Regions from separate parts of the Homo sapiens genome. Here region 1 is linked to region 2. Evidence: read pairs that join two places in POLR2A ChIA-PET (ENCODE). Cell type or tissue: B cell. All regions are shown on one strand. Links, peaks and the distances in the headings refer to the core of each region. The heading gives the core; the rest is flanking DNA. Region 1 overlaps CTSW (cathepsin W). Region 2 overlaps PACS1 (phosphofurin acidic cluster sorting protein 1).

What was found. Peaks named below come from ENCODE experiments on the same cell type or tissue, not always from the same donor. Only the 100,000 strongest peaks of a DNase experiment are listed, where the experiment ranks them.
Region 1: POLR2A ChIA-PET joins it to region 2 with 6 read pairs; 6 of 35 experiments call an interaction of 5 or more read pairs at or near these places.

The regions. Positions count from the first base shown.
Region 1 is chr11:65,883,590-65,887,733 of GRCh38, forward strand. CTSW (cathepsin W) reads left to right here. Exons shown (of 10, transcript NM_001335.4): 10 at 1-152. The coding sequence ends at 29. FIBP (FGF1 intracellular binding protein) reads right to left here. Exons shown (of 10, transcript NM_004214.5): 3 at 4,011-4,137; 4 at 2,733-2,833; 5 at 1,941-2,074; 6 at 1,489-1,597; 7 at 1,346-1,409; 8 at 981-1,067; 9 at 803-900; 10 at 151-454. The coding sequence ends at 385. Among named protein-coding and RNA genes, the nearest start is that of FIBP, 2.8 kb to the right of the region's middle. RefSeq lists an enhancer at 1,498-1,557. In B cell, for the core only: CTCF peaks have their summits at 1,251 and 1,454; a DNase peak (open chromatin) is centred at 1,232; H3K27ac peaks cover 423 bases.
Region 2 is chr11:66,131,003-66,142,906 of GRCh38, forward strand. All of the region lies in intron 1 of PACS1 (phosphofurin acidic cluster sorting protein 1), which reads left to right. Among named protein-coding and RNA genes, the nearest start is that of PACS1, 67 kb to the left of the region's middle. RefSeq lists silencers at 4,854-4,903, 7,908-8,067. In B cell, for the core only: no CTCF peak of the experiment used is centred there; DNase peaks (open chromatin) are centred at 6,719, 7,447 and 8,067; H3K27ac peaks cover 1,884 bases.

The DNA.
Region 1 (4,144 bases), core at 1-2,500, 250 kb before region 2:
TGAAGCCCCGAGTCTCCTGCCCTCCCTGAACCCACCTGGCCCCCTCAGCTCTGTCCTGTTAGGCCAACTGCCTCCTTGCCAGCCCCACCCCCAGGTTTTTGCCCATCCTCCCAATCTCAATACAGCCTGAATAAACCAAGACAAGACCTCTGGCTTGTGAGCAGACTCTTCTGGTGGATGGGCTGAGCACAGACACCATTCCCTGAGATATGTCTCAGTTCCCAAGGAGCCACTGTACACATCCATCCTTGTACACGGACACCAGGTGCTCAGAGACAGACACAGGCACATCTGCACGCCCCCCACTTGCTCCCCGGAGCGAGGACCAGTCTCCAAACTCAGAGCAACTTTATTGTCAGCGTGGGCGGAGCGTTGGGAGGCACCTCAGTCATGATACAGGCGCAGGAGGCAGCCGCGGAGGGTGCCCATGTAGCGGTCCCAGAGGGCCTGGTGTCTGTAAGAACATGAACAGTGACAGCTGAGTTTTCACAACACTCACCGTGATGGAGGCCCTGCCCTGCGTGCTTTCTACACCTTCATTCATTTTGCCCTTAGAAAATCCTTACAATTCTTCTCATGATGAACCCTAGTTTGTACATGAGGAAACTGAGGCATGGAGAGGTTAAGAAACCTGCCCCAAATCACACAGCTTCTAAGAGGGAGAGCCAGAGCTTTGGTCCAGAGACTTTGGTCCCACCCCCAGGGTAGCAGAATGGGGAACCTTGAGTCTGCAGGAGGCGAGGTCCTGGCAGGTGGCAGGCTGGGGCAAAGCCAAGCTGGACAGGAGGACAGGGCTGCTCACCGGAAGCCATCGAGGGAGTGGACAGACGCTGAATACTGATTCAGGAAGAACCGCACGTCGCTGAGTGGCCAGTGGTCGGAGCGGCAGGGTTCCACAAACTGCGGGCCCAAGAGAATACTTAGCACTTGTATAGGCCAGGGACAGACCAGGTTGGGTGTCAGAGAGCACGACAGCTCACCTTCTCCACGAGGTCCACAAACAGGTCTCTGACATCTTTATTGTGGGTCAGCTTGGCGGCCACGTTCACCAGCCCCCGGGACAGGTTCTGTGGGGCAGGGATCCTTGGAGCTCTGCTTTCTGCCCCAGAAGTTGGCAGCTGAGCACAGAAGCTGGGGGAGGAGGAGCAGGCCCCTCCCCAGATCCATCCACCTCCCTCCATCAACCAAGTCCCCATTGTTTATGAGCTGCTCCCGTCAGCGGCCACCAGAGGGAGCAGCAGTGCCACCTGCCGGCCAATCCCTGGCAGGGGCAGAGCTGCCCGGTAGGGGTGGCGAACTGGAGGCTGAAGATGCCAAGGGTCAGAGGCTGGATGGGACCACAGACCTTGAAGTTGGCTTCCATCTCAGAGAAGACGCCCAGCTTTCCCCGGAGAGCAGTGCACACCAGGCTGCAGAGAGACAGGGTCACGCCTATAGCCACCTGGGCCCCTACTGCAGGCCCCGCCCCATGGGCCCCTACAAGGTCACCTCTTGTGCAGGTCCAGAAGGTCCTTGTCAGCCACTAGCACCTTGAGCTCCTTCAAGTCCTGGAGAAATTCCTTGTCTAAGTCCATGTCCATGTCATCCATCTGTGAGTCTGTGAGGCCATGAAGGGGGTGGGGGTGGGTGATAAAAACCCCTCCTGTGATAGCCTAAGCCTTTCCTCACCCACCACCTTATTTCCCCCCTGGGGACAAAAGAGGAAATGGAGTGTCAGAGAGATGGAGTGACATGCCCCAGGCCACAGAGAGGCAATGGGCCCTTTGTCTGCAGACAAGGTGTGTGTGGGGAAAACATTCTATGGGCAGGGGGAGCCTGGGTGGGGGCCATGAACAGGAGCGGATGCCAGGAACTGAGGGCCTGTGGGAGAAACTACTGGTGGGGAATCAGGTCCTGAGGATGGGGAGGCGTCCAGGCACCTGGGTCAGTGGGGGCCTCACCGACGGCTCCAAGGGTCCAGTTTTGGATCATGAGCTCAGCGCAGAAGGCAAAGTCACCGAAGCTCAGATACTGCAGTTTTTTCTTCCCTGTCTCAAAGCGGTTGTTAGCAAAGAAGACGATGGCTGCATAGTCCCTGCACAGACGAGAGGAGGGTCCTCTTAGGGCTTGAAATTCCTTCTTAGGAAGCAGCTCCCACCTGCAACCTCAGCTGGGTGTCCGAGTTCTGGCCTCTCTCTGCCTCAAGTCACTGTGTGACGTGTCTCAAGTCACTTCTCTATGACCCTTCCCCATCTGTGCGAAGAGAAGGTTCCAGCTCAAGTTTACTAGTGGATACAGTGGGAGACCATAAGGGTAACAGTTACTATCTACTGAGCACTTCCTAAGTGCCAGGGCTGTGCCATGGGCTTTACATATGGTACCTCTCAACAGCCCAGCTGGAAATCGCTGGACTGTGCTTTGAATCCAGGTCAGTCTGGTCCAAAGTACAGACCAAGCTGGGTGCGGTGGCTCAAGCCTGTAATCCCAGCTACTCGGGAGGCTGAGGCAGAATTGCTTGAACCAGGAGGCAGAGGTTGCAGTGAGCCAAGATTGCACCATTGCATTCCAGCCTGGGCAACAAGAGTGAAACTCCGTCTCATTAAAAAAAAAAAAAAAAAAAAAGTACAGACCAAAAGTGGGATAATCATTCCCCCAGCATACTCAGGAGGTCAGAAGGTTTGGGGTAGGGAAGGTGGACGAGCCTCCGGGCCCAGGAAGTAGTGTGCGGGATGGGGAGGTGGCTAGCTCCTCACCTGGCCAACCGGTCAGAGAGGAGGAAGTGTTGCTGAATATTGTCCACCAGGGAGCCCCGCATTTCCTCTACCACCTTGAAGACCCGTTTAAAGTTGTCAAACTGCAGGGCAGTTAGGGTAGAAGAGAGGACTGGTCAGAGTGTACACTGTGTCGCTCACCCAATAAACCACTTATTGAACATCTCTCCCTTCCCCATCCACCTATCCAGTCAGCAGATGCTGATTTAGCATTTGTTATTCCTTCAACCAACTATTAGTTATTAGTACTTGTTATCAAATCAAATGCTTAGCAACTCCTGCTGTATCTTGCCTTGGATAAATGTTTACTCAATCTTATCTCTAAATCCAACCCCATTTTAGCACCATGCTCTCCAGATCTTCACAAGTTTGAGTTGGAAGAGACTTTCCTGGCTAAGCCCTAGAAACTAAAAAATAAAAAACAAATGCTAAGCTATAAACAGAAAGCTCACAGGAGATACAAAAGAAAGGCATCAAAGACCCAGAAGGGTTACTTCTTCCTGGCGTACCAAAAAGGCTTGTGGAGAAGGTGGCATCTCACCTCTTGTCTTGGATTTCAAGGGGTAGATATTGCCAAGAACAGTACCCTCCAGGTAGAAGCAACATGAGTAAAGGAAAGCCTGGGGCTGGAGAAATGTAAGCCTAGAGAGGTCTGCAGGGATGAGATAACAGGACAGTCCATAGGTCAAAGCCAAGGAGTGCAGCTGCTACCCAGGAGGCAGTGGGAGCCAATGAAAGTTTATCAGGGGTCTGATAAAATTTCAGGTCATTCTGAAAGGTCACTCTGGCCATACAGTACAGGATAGCTTGGAAGGCACAACAGGGAGCCAGGCACGGTGGCTCACGCCTGTAATGTCAGCACTTTGGGAGGCCGAGGCGGATGATCACTTGAGGCCAGGAGTTCAAGACAAGCCTGGCCAACATGGTGAAACCCTGTCTCTACTAACAATACAAAAATTAGCTGGGTGTGGGAGCGGGCGCCTGTAATCTCAGCTACTGCAGAGGCTGAGGCACAAGAATTACCTGAACCCAGGAGGCGGAGGTTGCAGTGAGCTGAGGTCGCGCCACTGCACTCCAGCTTGGGCCACAGAGCAAGACTCCATCTCGAAAAAAAAAAAAAAAAAGGAGGGGAAAGGGGAAGGGAGGAGAAGACTAGGTATGAAGCTGCTGCCACAATCAGAGGCTGGAACTGGGCCAGTGGCCAAAGGGAGGGAGTGAAGTGTAGATGGGATGCTGTGTCCGTGTGGATGCAGTGCATACCTGTCTCCGGCAGCTCTTGAGGGTGATGCCTGTTTTGGTGCTGATGTCATCCAGGTCTTTCTTGGTGCCTTTGGACAGCTTCTTGCCCAGCACCTCCCGAACAAAGGCCTCATCAAAGGCATAGTACCTTGTGG
Region 2 (11,904 bases), core at 5,610-8,109:
TCAGGCTGCAGTGAGCCTTGATTGTGCCACCACTGCACTCCAGCCTGGGCAACAGAGTGAGACTGTCTCAAAAAAAAAGATAAAACTAAATAAATTAATAAGAAGATCCTCATATATGTCTTCTTACGAACTTGTACAAGAGTTTCTCTGGCTAAATACCAACAAGTATCATTGTTGGGTCACAGAGTATAATCATATTTAATTTCACTAAGTAATGCATGATTGCTTAATTTGTATTTCCACTACTAAGTGCAGTCCTTAGTATTTGACTTTAAAACTTTTGTGAGTTTGGCAGGTTTCACATGTTATTAATATCTTTTTAAACTCACATTTCTCTGATTACTAATGAGCATGGCTAGATTTCTGTATATACTGGGTAGTCTTTGGATTTTCCTTTTATGAATGACCTGGTCATATCATTTTCCCATTTTTCCAGTAGAGTTTCTTATATATTGTAGCTATTAATCCTAAGGCAGTTATAAATGTTTCAGATGTCTTCTTCTGTCCCTCATCTACCTGCTAACTTTGTTTGTGGTGTCCTTTATTCAGCAGAAATCTTTTGTTTTAATTTAGACATTTCCTTTGGTTTTTCCATTTATAAAGATTTGTGCTTTTTGATGTCTTACTTAAGAAATCTTTTCTGGGCCAGGCGTGGTGGCTCATGACTGTAATCCCAGCACTTTGGGAGGCCAAGGTGGAAGGATTGCTTGAAGCCAGGAGTTCGAGACCAGCCTGGGCAACATAGCAAGACTCCATCTCTATGTAAAAAAAAAAGGCATTATCCTGTATTTTCTTCTAATTAGGTTTATATGTGTCTCAAATTTACATCTCCAGTTTGATTTTTTCTCTGATCTCTAAATTTGTATACTCACTGTCTACCTGATAGCCCCACCTAAATATCTAACAGATATCTCAAACTTAGCATTGCTAAAACTTATTTTATCCCTTCCTCATTAAAAAAAAAAAATCTGTTCCTCTCCCAATCTTTATTCATCTAAGTACACTTGTCCCTTGGTATCTCTGGGGGATTGGTTCCACGAGCAGCCCTCCACAATGGATACTGATATAGGTTAGCTGTGTGTCCCCACTCAAATCTCATCTTGAATTGTAATCCCTGAGTGTTAAGGGAGGAACCTGATGGCAAGTGACTGGATTATGGGGGCGGTTTCTTCCATGCTGTTCTTGTGACAGTGAATGAATTCTCACAAGATCTGATGGTTTTATAAATGGTGCTTTTTTCCTGCGCTCTCACACACCTCTGTCTCCTGCCACCATGTGAGACAGTCCATGCTTGCTTCCCCTTCACGATGATTGTGAGTTTCCTGAGGCCTCCCCTACCTTGTGGAACTGCGAGTCAATTAAAACCCTTTCCTTTATAAATTACCCAGTCTCATGTAGTATCTTTATAGCAGTGTGAAAACGGATTAATACAGATACCAAAATCCACAGATGCTTAAGTTCCTTATATAGTGACACTGTATTTGCATATAACCTACACACATCCTCCCTCGTACTTTAATCTCTTGAATACTTATAATAGTTAATACAATGTAAATGCTATGTAAATTGTTGTTATACTGTATTATTTAGGGAATAAACAAGAAAAAAAAAGTCTGTACATGTTCAGTATAGATGCAACCAGCCTTTTTTTCCCCCTAAATATACATATAGGTACATACTTCTTGAGATGGAGTTTTACTCTCTTGCCCAGGCTAGAGTGCAGTGGTGGGATCTCTGCTCACTGCAACCTCCGCCTCCCAGGTTCAAGCAATTCTCATGCCTTAGTCTGCTGATTAGCTGGGATTACAGGCACATGCCACCACGCCCAGCTAATTTTGTATTTTTAGTAGAGACGGAGTTTCACCATGTTGGCCAGGCTGGTCTCGAACTCGTGACCTCAAGTGATCTCCCTGCCTTGGCCTCCCAAAGTGCTGGGATTACAGAAGTGAGCCATGGCACCTGGCTTTTTTCCTAAATATTTTTGATCCATGGATATGGAACCTGTGGGTACAGAGGGCCGACTGTAAATGGTGCTGCCTTCCACCCTGTTGCTCAAGCCAAAAACCCCGGAGTCATCTTTGCTTCTTTTTCATGCTCTGTGTGTGCAATCTATCAGCAAGTTCTATACATTCTGACTCCAGAAAATTTCTGGAATCTGTCCTGGGCACTTTATGGCCTCCTGCTGCTACTCTAACCCGTGTCACCTGTCTTCGTATAGCCATTATTACTCTGCTTTGCAGAGTTTATTTGTTGCATTTATTCATTAAAGACTCTCACCTCAGCTTTATAGCTAGTTTTGCAAGATAGAGCACTAGGTCTGGCTAGCCATATGCTGCCAGATGGAGGAGCTGAGTTTTTTTCCTATGTTCTGCTCCTTGGCTTCACTAGTGGCTGCTGGAGGCATCACTGTGCACAGATGCTTGGGGCAAAGGATCTTGCCAACCTCGATGCAGGTCACTGGAACAGCTGATAATGTCCGTGGTTTATAACCTGATGTAGATCCAGAGATGTCATTGAAAGATTTTTGCCTGCCAGCAGGTCTGAGTCTGAAGACCATGCCCAGGCTGGGGTGGCGCTATCATAGCTCACTGCAGCCTCCGATTCCTGTGTTCAAGCTGTCCTCCAGGGTAGCAGGAACTATAGGCACACACCACTACACCCAGCTAACTTTTCAATTTTTTTGTAGAGATGGAGTTCCACATCTGTCGGTCAGACTGGTCTGAAACTTCTGGCCTCAAGCGATCCTCCTATCTCAACCCCCCAAAGTGCTGGGATTACAGGTGTGAGCCACTGCGCCCAGCCAGACTTTTTTGTTAAATGTACCTTAAAGCAATGCTTTCTTCTTTTTTTTCCCATCACAAATTTAATTATTTATAAAAATATCTAATGGAAAGAAACTGGATTAGCAAGCCAGACAGATACTTGTCCTGGCTAAGTGTGATACTGGGCAAGTTGTTGACTTCCTTCTTCAGATGCCTGTGATATATACCCCATGTTTATTCTAATTTCTTAAAGATATGAGAACCTAGCTCTAACATAAGCATGAAATGCCTATTCCTGAGGCATTGATCACATTGTCATTGTTCCAGGTTCCTCTCTGTGCTCCCTGAAATCCCCATTAGCGTAATTCCCCACCATCCCCTTGTGCGGAGTCCACTGCCCCACTGTGCTGCTGCCCTCGACTGTTGTGAGGCCGGCTGAGTTTCAGTAACAGGGACTCGGTGATTAAATTTCTTTTTCTTTTTCTTTTTCTTTTTTTTTTTTTTTTTTTTTTTTTGAGACGGAGTCTCGCTCTGTCCCCCAAGCTGGAGTGCAGTGGAGCAATCTCGCTCGGCTCACTGCAACCTCTGCCTCCCAGGTTCAAGTGATTCTTGTGCCTCAGCCTCCCTAGTAGCTGGGACCTACAGGTGCCTGCCACTACACCTGGCTAGGTGATGAAATTTCTTCAGCTTTCTCTGGCCCTCCCTACTTCTAGGATCCAAATGACACGCTACGTATCGTTGCCATTTCTGATTTGGATGTACAAATATAGGGACAGATGGGTTTGTGTTTGTTTTTGATGTATTTTTTTTTCTCTCTTAATCTGGCTGTAAAAGCATTTCCAATGGCTTATAGTTTAGTATGTGTTCCCAAAGTGGGAGCAGCCTGTACATATGGAAGTCCAGTTGGGTAGGGCTCCCTGTACCCTGGCGCCAGGGCGTTGTTCTGACCGATGGTGCCCCCTGATGGCCAGTGTAGAAACTTGGTCACGGTGTCATCTTTTTCTCACTATCACTGGGGATTCCCTTCACTCCCCAGCAATTACTCACTTTTATTCTGTCTTGAATCTTAGATAATTATGCCGGAGATAATCCTTCTTATCTCCTCTTTGGGTTTCTTGTTTCTTCCTTATTTATTGCTCTCTTACCTCAAAAATATCTTATTTCAGCCAAGTGCAGTGGCTCACGCCTGTAATCCCAGCATTTTGGGAGGCTGAGGTAGGTGGATCACCTGAGGTCAGGAGTTCGAGACCAGCCTGGCCATCATGGTGAAACCCTGTCTCTACTAAAAATACAAAAATTAGCCAGGTGTGGTGCTACTCCAGCTACTTGGGAGTCTGAGGCAGGAGGATGGCTTGAACCCGGGATGTGGAGGTTGCAGTGAGCTGAGGTCACATCGCTGCACTCCAGCCTGGGCAATAGAGATAGACTCCATCTCAAAAAAAAAAATCTTATTTCTTCTCACCACTCATTCTTTTCATTATATTTTGAACTAAAAGCTTGTCCTGGTAATGGCTAAAGAGTACTTAGTGGTGTGTCCATATCAAAAAGAAAGGAAGCCCTTGATTTTGAAGAGAAATTAGAAGCCACGCTAAGGACTCATGGTTGCCATCTTCACGAGCTCTGAGATAGGTAAGGCACGCCCTTCAGAATCTTTATGGGTTTTTGTTAGCTCCTCAGCTTTCTCCAACTAAAATTGCTTTGGCTTAAGCTTTAGAACTCAAGATAAATGAAAGTTCTTCATTTTAACTTTAGTTGATAAATTACTAGTATTACAGAGCGATTTTCTGTGTGGAAAACATGCCAGCACTGTCACCCAGACACACTGTGCACAGGTTCAGCATGTACCATGGCTGCCTGAGGCCTGCCCTCATCCCTGCTGGCCTCCTCTCCTGCGCTTTTTTTTTTTTTTTGAGACAGAGCCTTGCTCTGTCACCCAGGCTAGAGTGCAGTGGTGCAATCTCAACTCAGTGCAACCTCCACCTCCTGGGTTCAAGCAATTCTTCTGTCTCAGCCTCCCGAGTAGCTGGGATTACAGGTGCCTACCACCATGCCTGGCTAATTTTTGTATTTTTAGTAGAGACGGGGTTTCACCATGTTGGCCAGGCTGGTCTCGAACTCCTGACCTCAAGTGATCCACCCCACTTGGCCTCCCAAAGTGCTGGGATTACAGGCGTGAGCCACTACACCCAGCCTCCTGCGCTCCTCTTAACGTGGTTTCAGATTCTGCCCACGTGCCTTCCAGACTAGCTTCTGAAACACTGTCCACCTGTCAGTTGAATTATTGAGCTACTGATTTGTCTGTGACTTTTAGCTCATAATTGGACTGTCGTAAATGACGTAGATACGTAAGTACGTCCTACGGGTTATGTGGCTATGCTGCTGAGACCTCACACTCAACCCTCCAGCACTAATTCACTCTCTTTCAAAATTGTGCTGTTGCTTTCAGTGTTTGGGGAGCCCAGGAGAGGAATGTGAAACAGGACTGCCCAATCCCGCTAACACACACACACACACACACACACGCCAAGAATGTGAAACAGGACTGCCCAATCCCACTGTCACACACACACACACACACACACACACACACCAAAAACCAAAACAAACCAAAATATTCCTGAGTGCAGGAGTTATGATTTAACAAAACCTTCATATCCTCTAACATCCCCACTCCAGAGAACACCCTACTTAGAATAAAAAGCTAGGAGTGATGAGCACCATGGCTTTCAGTCTTTATGGAGCTGTGATAGCCCATCATTATTTGATTTATTCTCCTATCTTTTCCAGAGCGGATGTAGTCTTTGAATAGAATTGCATAATTTTAGGGTTTTAAGCACCCTCAGTAATCGTGCAGTTTAGTTTCCCATCTCATGCCTTCCAAAAAACTTCATACAAGTTGACCCTCATCTAGCCTTGGCCCGAGTGCTTCCACTGAACAAGAATTCAGCAGTTTTTTAAGCAGGCCCATTCCATTGTATGGACTGCCCGAATTATTAATAAGTTCTCTATGTTCGGCTAAAACTTAACTCATGGGAATTTCCACCCTAAGTCCTGATTTAACCATTTGTAGAAATGAATGACTCAGTTTTTTCACTCCCACAGAAGTGGTCTTCAGCTATTGGAGGACAGTGCCCGGCCTCCGTAGGCTCTCCAGCCTCAGCATTGCCCACTTTTCTCTTGGCTTGTTGGGCTTTTTTCTTCTTGATTTTTGGGGATTTTTGAAAATAGCCCTATGTCTTGGATATGAGTCACAAATTGCCCCCCCCCCCACCATTTCGTCATTTGTCTCCAAGCTCTGTTTACATTGGTGTTTGCCGTGCAGAAGTTTTTCTTTAATGTAATAAAATGTAGCCATCTTTTTTAAAATGACCTCTGGACTTCATGTGTTTGGAGTTTATTCATACTTAGAAAGGCCTTGTCCACTTGAGGCTGTTTAAAAAATACCCATATTTTCTGCTAGTACTTAAATGGATTTGTGTGAGTGTGTGTGTTTGTGTTTGTGTGTGTGTGTGTGTACTTAAATCTTTTATGCATCTAGAATTTATTTTAAGATAAGATGTGAGGTAGGGGTTCAAATTAATTTTTTTCCAGCTAGCTGTCTAGTTACTCCAACATTATTGAATTACTCATTTTTTCCTGTTTTGAAATGCCATTATATTAAATTCATGACACACTTTTGGATTTATTCCTAGAGTGTTTCATATGTTTTATTTCCAAGCAAACCACCACACACATCTTATACCTTCATTACTGAAATTTTTAACCTAAATGTAAAACTTGTTATGTGCTTACCTGGCATCCAGCCGGTCAGGATGGTCTGACTCTGCTCCTTCCTGCCTCAGCAGCCTCCTCTTTTGTGCCACCTGCAGGTTAATAAGCATCTCTTATGTCATTATCCAGGCCATTGACCAAGGGGTGACAATAATATTGGCCATTGTAGGGCTGTCCTTTGGACTCCAGTGGAGAGCCATTACTCACTGTTTCCTATTTTAGAAATGCAGCATGATAGGTTAAAAAGTGCTTAGGGTTTTGGTTTCAGTTGCAGAACTAAATTTGAGCATCCCTTCTATTCATTGTTTCTCAGACTTTAATGTGAACAGGAATAACCTGAGAATCTTGTTAAAATGCAAATTCTTTTTTTATTTTTAGTAGAGACGGGGTTTCACCATGTTGGCCAGGCTGGTCTTGAACTCCTGACCTCAGGTGATCCACCTGCCTTGGGCTTCTAGAATGCTGGTATTACAGACATGAGCCACAGCACCCAGCATAAAATGCAAATTCTGATTCAGTAGGTCTGGGGTAGGCCAAGATTTTGCCCCGTTTATTTATTTATTTATTTATTTATTGGACAGTATCACACTCTGTCACTCAGGCTAGAGTGCAGTGGCCTGATCATGGCTCACTGCAGCCTCAAACTCATGGACTGAAGTGATGCTCCTGCCTCAGCCTTCTTAGTAGATAGGACTGTAGACTTCTGCCACCATGCCCAGGTAATTAAAAAAAATTTTTTTACAGAGATGGGAGTCTTGCCATATTACCTGGGCTGGTATTGAAATCCTGTCCCCAAGCAACCACCCAAAGTGGGATTACAGGGTGAGCTATGGTGCCCAGACGGCTTTTGCATTTTTAATAAGTCCCCAGGCCATGCTGATGCTGATGGTCCATGGACTACCCTATACTTTGCAGGACCAAGACTAGAGTGAGTCAAGTGACATGCCCCACGAAGTGTGTGAGGAGGCACTTACTGTCTTGGCACTTGCACAAACCTGAGAGCAAGCACTTCTTTAAGTTTTGTACCCTGGGTCCCTTGCTTGCCTCACCCTAATCCCAGCCCTGATATTGTGTTTCTTATTATTGTTAGGCTTACTGCTGATGAAGCTACTAAATAGGACTCTTGAGAGGTGAGCTCTTGCTGTCTGCACTTTTTTTTTTTTTCGAGACAAAGTCTTGCTCTGTCGCCCAAGCTGGAGTGCAGTGGCGCGATCTTGGCTCACTGCAACCTCCGCCTCCCGGGTTCAAGTGATTCTCCTGCCTCAGCCTCCCGAGTAGCTGGGACTACAGACATGCGCCACCACGCCCAGCTAATTTTTGTATTTTTAGTAGAGACAGGGTTTCACCATGTTGGCCAGGATGGTCTCGATATCTTGACCTCATGATCCGCCCGCCTCAGCCTCCCAAAGTGCTGGGATTACAGGTGTGAGCCACTGTGCCTGGCCGCTGTCTGTATTTTTAAACAGGTTCCCCAGGCGACCCTTAGGCACACCAAAGTTTGAGAACCACTGAAAAAGAGAAGTTCTGACTTTTAGGATTAATTTACAGCCTGTTATGAAACCAGTGCTTGCAACCTGAAAACATCATGCTACTGTTTACCTTTAGTTTTCATGATGTGCTTGAGATAGTGGTGGCTAAGCCCGAAATATATAAATTTTTAATTTTCATGTTTGTGGGTACATAGTGGGTGTATATATTTATGGGTTGCATTTGTTTTGATACAGGCAGGCAATGCATAATAATCACATGAGGGTAAGTGGGGTGTCCAACTCAAGCATTTATCCTTTGTGTTACAGACAATCCAGTTATACTTTTTAGTTACTTTAAAATGTATAATTAAATTATTTTGTACTATAGTCACCCTGTTGTGCTAGCAAATATTAGGTCTTATTCATGCTTTGTAACTTTTTTTTTTAATCCATTAGCCCTCCCCACTTCCCTCCCATCCACCCCCCTAACCCCACCACTACCCTTCCCAGCCTGTGGTAACCATCCTTCTACTCTTTGTCTCCATGAGTTTAATTGTATTAATTTTTAGCTCTCACAAGTAAGTGAGAACATGTGAAGTTTGTCTTGCTGTGCCTGGCTTATTTTATTTAACATAATGATCTAGTTCCATCCATGTTTCATCCATCCATCCAAAGGATCACATTCTTTTTTGTGGCCAAATAGTACTCCATTGTATATATATGTACTGCATTTATTTATCCATTCATCTGTTGATAGACACTTGCTTTCAAATCTTGCCTACTGTGAATAGTGCTGCAGTAAACATGGGAATGCAGAGACCTCTTTTCTATACTGATTTCCTTTATTTGGGGTATATACCTAGCAATGGGATTGCTGGATTGTAAGGTAGCTCTGTTTTTATTTTTGGAGGAACCTCCAAACTGTTCTCCATAGTGGTTGTAAAGTTGCAAATATTGACAGTAGTTACTCAAGTGGTGCCAAACTACAGGAGAAGGCCTACTTGTATTTGGCAAAACCAACCTTTACCCACGTACTGAATCTGATAACGTGGCTTTTGCTCAAAATCCAACTCTGATGTGGTAAAAACCTTAATTGAAAGTGGACCATAGCTCAGTGCTTCTCAAACTCTAATGCGGGTAAGAATGTTCTGGGTGTCTCGTTAAAATGCAGATTCTGATTCAGCTGGCCTGGGGTGGGACCTATAAGTCTGCATTTCTGACAAGCTTTTAGAGGGTGCTGAAGCTTTAGCTCTACAGCTGTGCTTGCAAACCGAGGAGATTTTTGACTGAGCTCTAGTTCGGAACTTTTTCCTAACATATGAGAGTTTTGGTTAGGAATGTTTGGAGAAGTTATTCATGGATTTTACTTCAGCAGACAGGGAAAGATGCTTTGTATCCGCGTGACCTGCCTTGCTCACAAAAGCCAGTGATGGATTCCCAACCGTGGACCTCCCAGACTCAGGCATGACTTGTAACTTGTACTCTGCCGTCACGGTGCATGGCTGAGAGAGGGATGCCCACTGGGTAGAACACTTTGTTTCGTTTTTTTAAATGTGTGAATAGGCAATACATTTACAAGGTTCAAAATTCAAAAGATATAGAAGGAGATACACAGCGAGTAGTGTCCTCCCCTTAATTCCCCATCTGCTCAGTTCCCAATTTTCCTCACCCCTCCAACCCTGCCAAATTAGTAAAAGTACTTTATTAGTTTCTTGTGCATCTTTCCAACTATTTTTATGTAATACAAGCAAACATAAATTTATTTATATATAATTATATATAGTGTCTCTTTCTCACCTTAAAACAAATTAATGTTAACATACTATGGACATTGTTCTGCACCTTGATTTTGTTTTTTCATGAAAAAATTAATCTTGGAGATCTTTCCACATGTCCACATGAAGAGCTTTTTTTGGTTTTCTTTCTTATTGGTATCTTATTGTATGGATCTACCATACATATCGTGGTATCTTATTGTATGGTTCTACCATAATTTAACTAGAAACTTATTTACTGATGGACTTCAGATTGTTTCCAATTTCTTGCTGTTAAAATGCAAAGAATAAATTCACATTTGTATATTTTATGTACATTACACATTTTGTTTTCTTTTATTCAGCAATGTTCTATTTTATGAAGTCTTAAAATTTTATGTATCTTGAACTTTTTGTATGTTTAATGAAATATTACTTTTATATCTTTAAGTTCTCCTTTGATGAGTTTGGAATGCTTTTTCACATTCCTAATGTTATTAACACAGAACAGATTAAATATATTTATATGCATTTTTCCTTTTTTTTCCCCAGAGACAGGGTCTCGCCGTGTGGCCCAGGCTAGAGTGCAGTGGTGCAATGAAAGCTCATTGTAGGCCAGGCACTGTTGCTTACCCCTGTAATCCCAGCAGTTTCAGATACCAAGGCGGGCGGATCACCTGAGATCAGGAGTTTGAGGCCAGCCTGACCAACATGGTAGAACCCCATCTCTACTAAAAATATAAAAATTAGGCGGGCATGGTGGTGGGTGCCTGTAGTCCTGGCCACTCAGGTAGCTGAGGCAGGAGAATCACTTGAACCCAGGAGGCGGAGGCTACAGTGAGCCGAGATCACACCACTGTACTCTAGCCTGGGCAACAGAATGAGACTCCATCTCAAAAAAAAAAAAAAAATGCTCATTGTAACCTCAGACTTCTGGGCTCCAGTGATCCTGGTGCCTCAGCCTCCTACGTAATGGGCCCTACAGGTATGTGCCACCACACCTAGCTATTTTTTGTTGTTTTTTGTAGAGATGCAGTTGTTTTTTGTTTGTTTTGTTTTGTTTTTTGAGACGGAATCTCACTTTGTCACCCAGAATGGAGTGCAGTGGCACATCTCAGCTCACGGCAGCCTCTGTCTCCCGGGTTCAAGCGATTCTCCTGCCTCAGCCTCCTGAGTAGCTGGGATTATAGGCGCCCACCACCACACCCAGCTAATTTTTGTATTTTTAGTAGAGACGGGGTTTCACCATTGTTGGCCTCTGGGCTGGTCTCAAACTCCTGACCTCAAGAGATCTGCCTGCCTTAGCCTCCGAAAGTGCTGGGATTACAGGCATGAGTCACCGCTCCCGGCCAGAGATGCAGTTTTGATATGTTGTCCAGGCTGCTCTCCTGGGCTCAACTGATCCTCTTGCCCCGGCTCCCAGAGTGCTGGGATTATGGACATTGTTCTGTACCAATGTGTGCTGGGTGTGCAGTCACTGCCCAGCTGGGCTGCATATATTTTTTCCAAAACCCAGGTAAAATGTGTTCATCGCTTAAGAATCAGCATTTTTTAATTTTAATTTTTATTTTTTTGGGTGAGACAAGGTCTCACACTGTCGCCCAGGCTGGAGTGCAATGCCGCAATCTCGGCTCACTGCAACCGCCACCTGATCCTCACGCCTGATCCTTCTGAGTAGCTGGGACCATGGGCACTTGCCACCACGCCCAGCTAATTTTTTGTATTTTTTAGTAGGGATGGGGTTTCGCCATGGTGCCCAGGCTGGTCTTGAACTCCTGAGCTCAGGCAATCCTCCCACCTTGGCCTCCCAAGGTGCTGGGACTACAGGCGTGAGGCACTGCGTCTGGCTTATCAGCATTTTATTAAAAAAAAAAAAAAAAAAAGAGGAAGGAGATAATTACGTTGAAACCTGATAGTTAGAACTTTCAATTTAAGCTGAATGGGAGTGGGGCTCCTGAAAAAGAAGGTTTGTGACCAGCATGGGCAATGTCTCTACTAAGAGAAAAAAAAAGAGGGAAGAAGGTTCAACCTGCTGCCATTTAACACTGCTTCTCCCAGGAGAGCAGCCCTGTGAGGCTTGGGTTTCTCTGAATGATGTCTTGGGTTTCAACATTGTCCCCTTACTTGTTAGCCACTTTCATGGAAAAA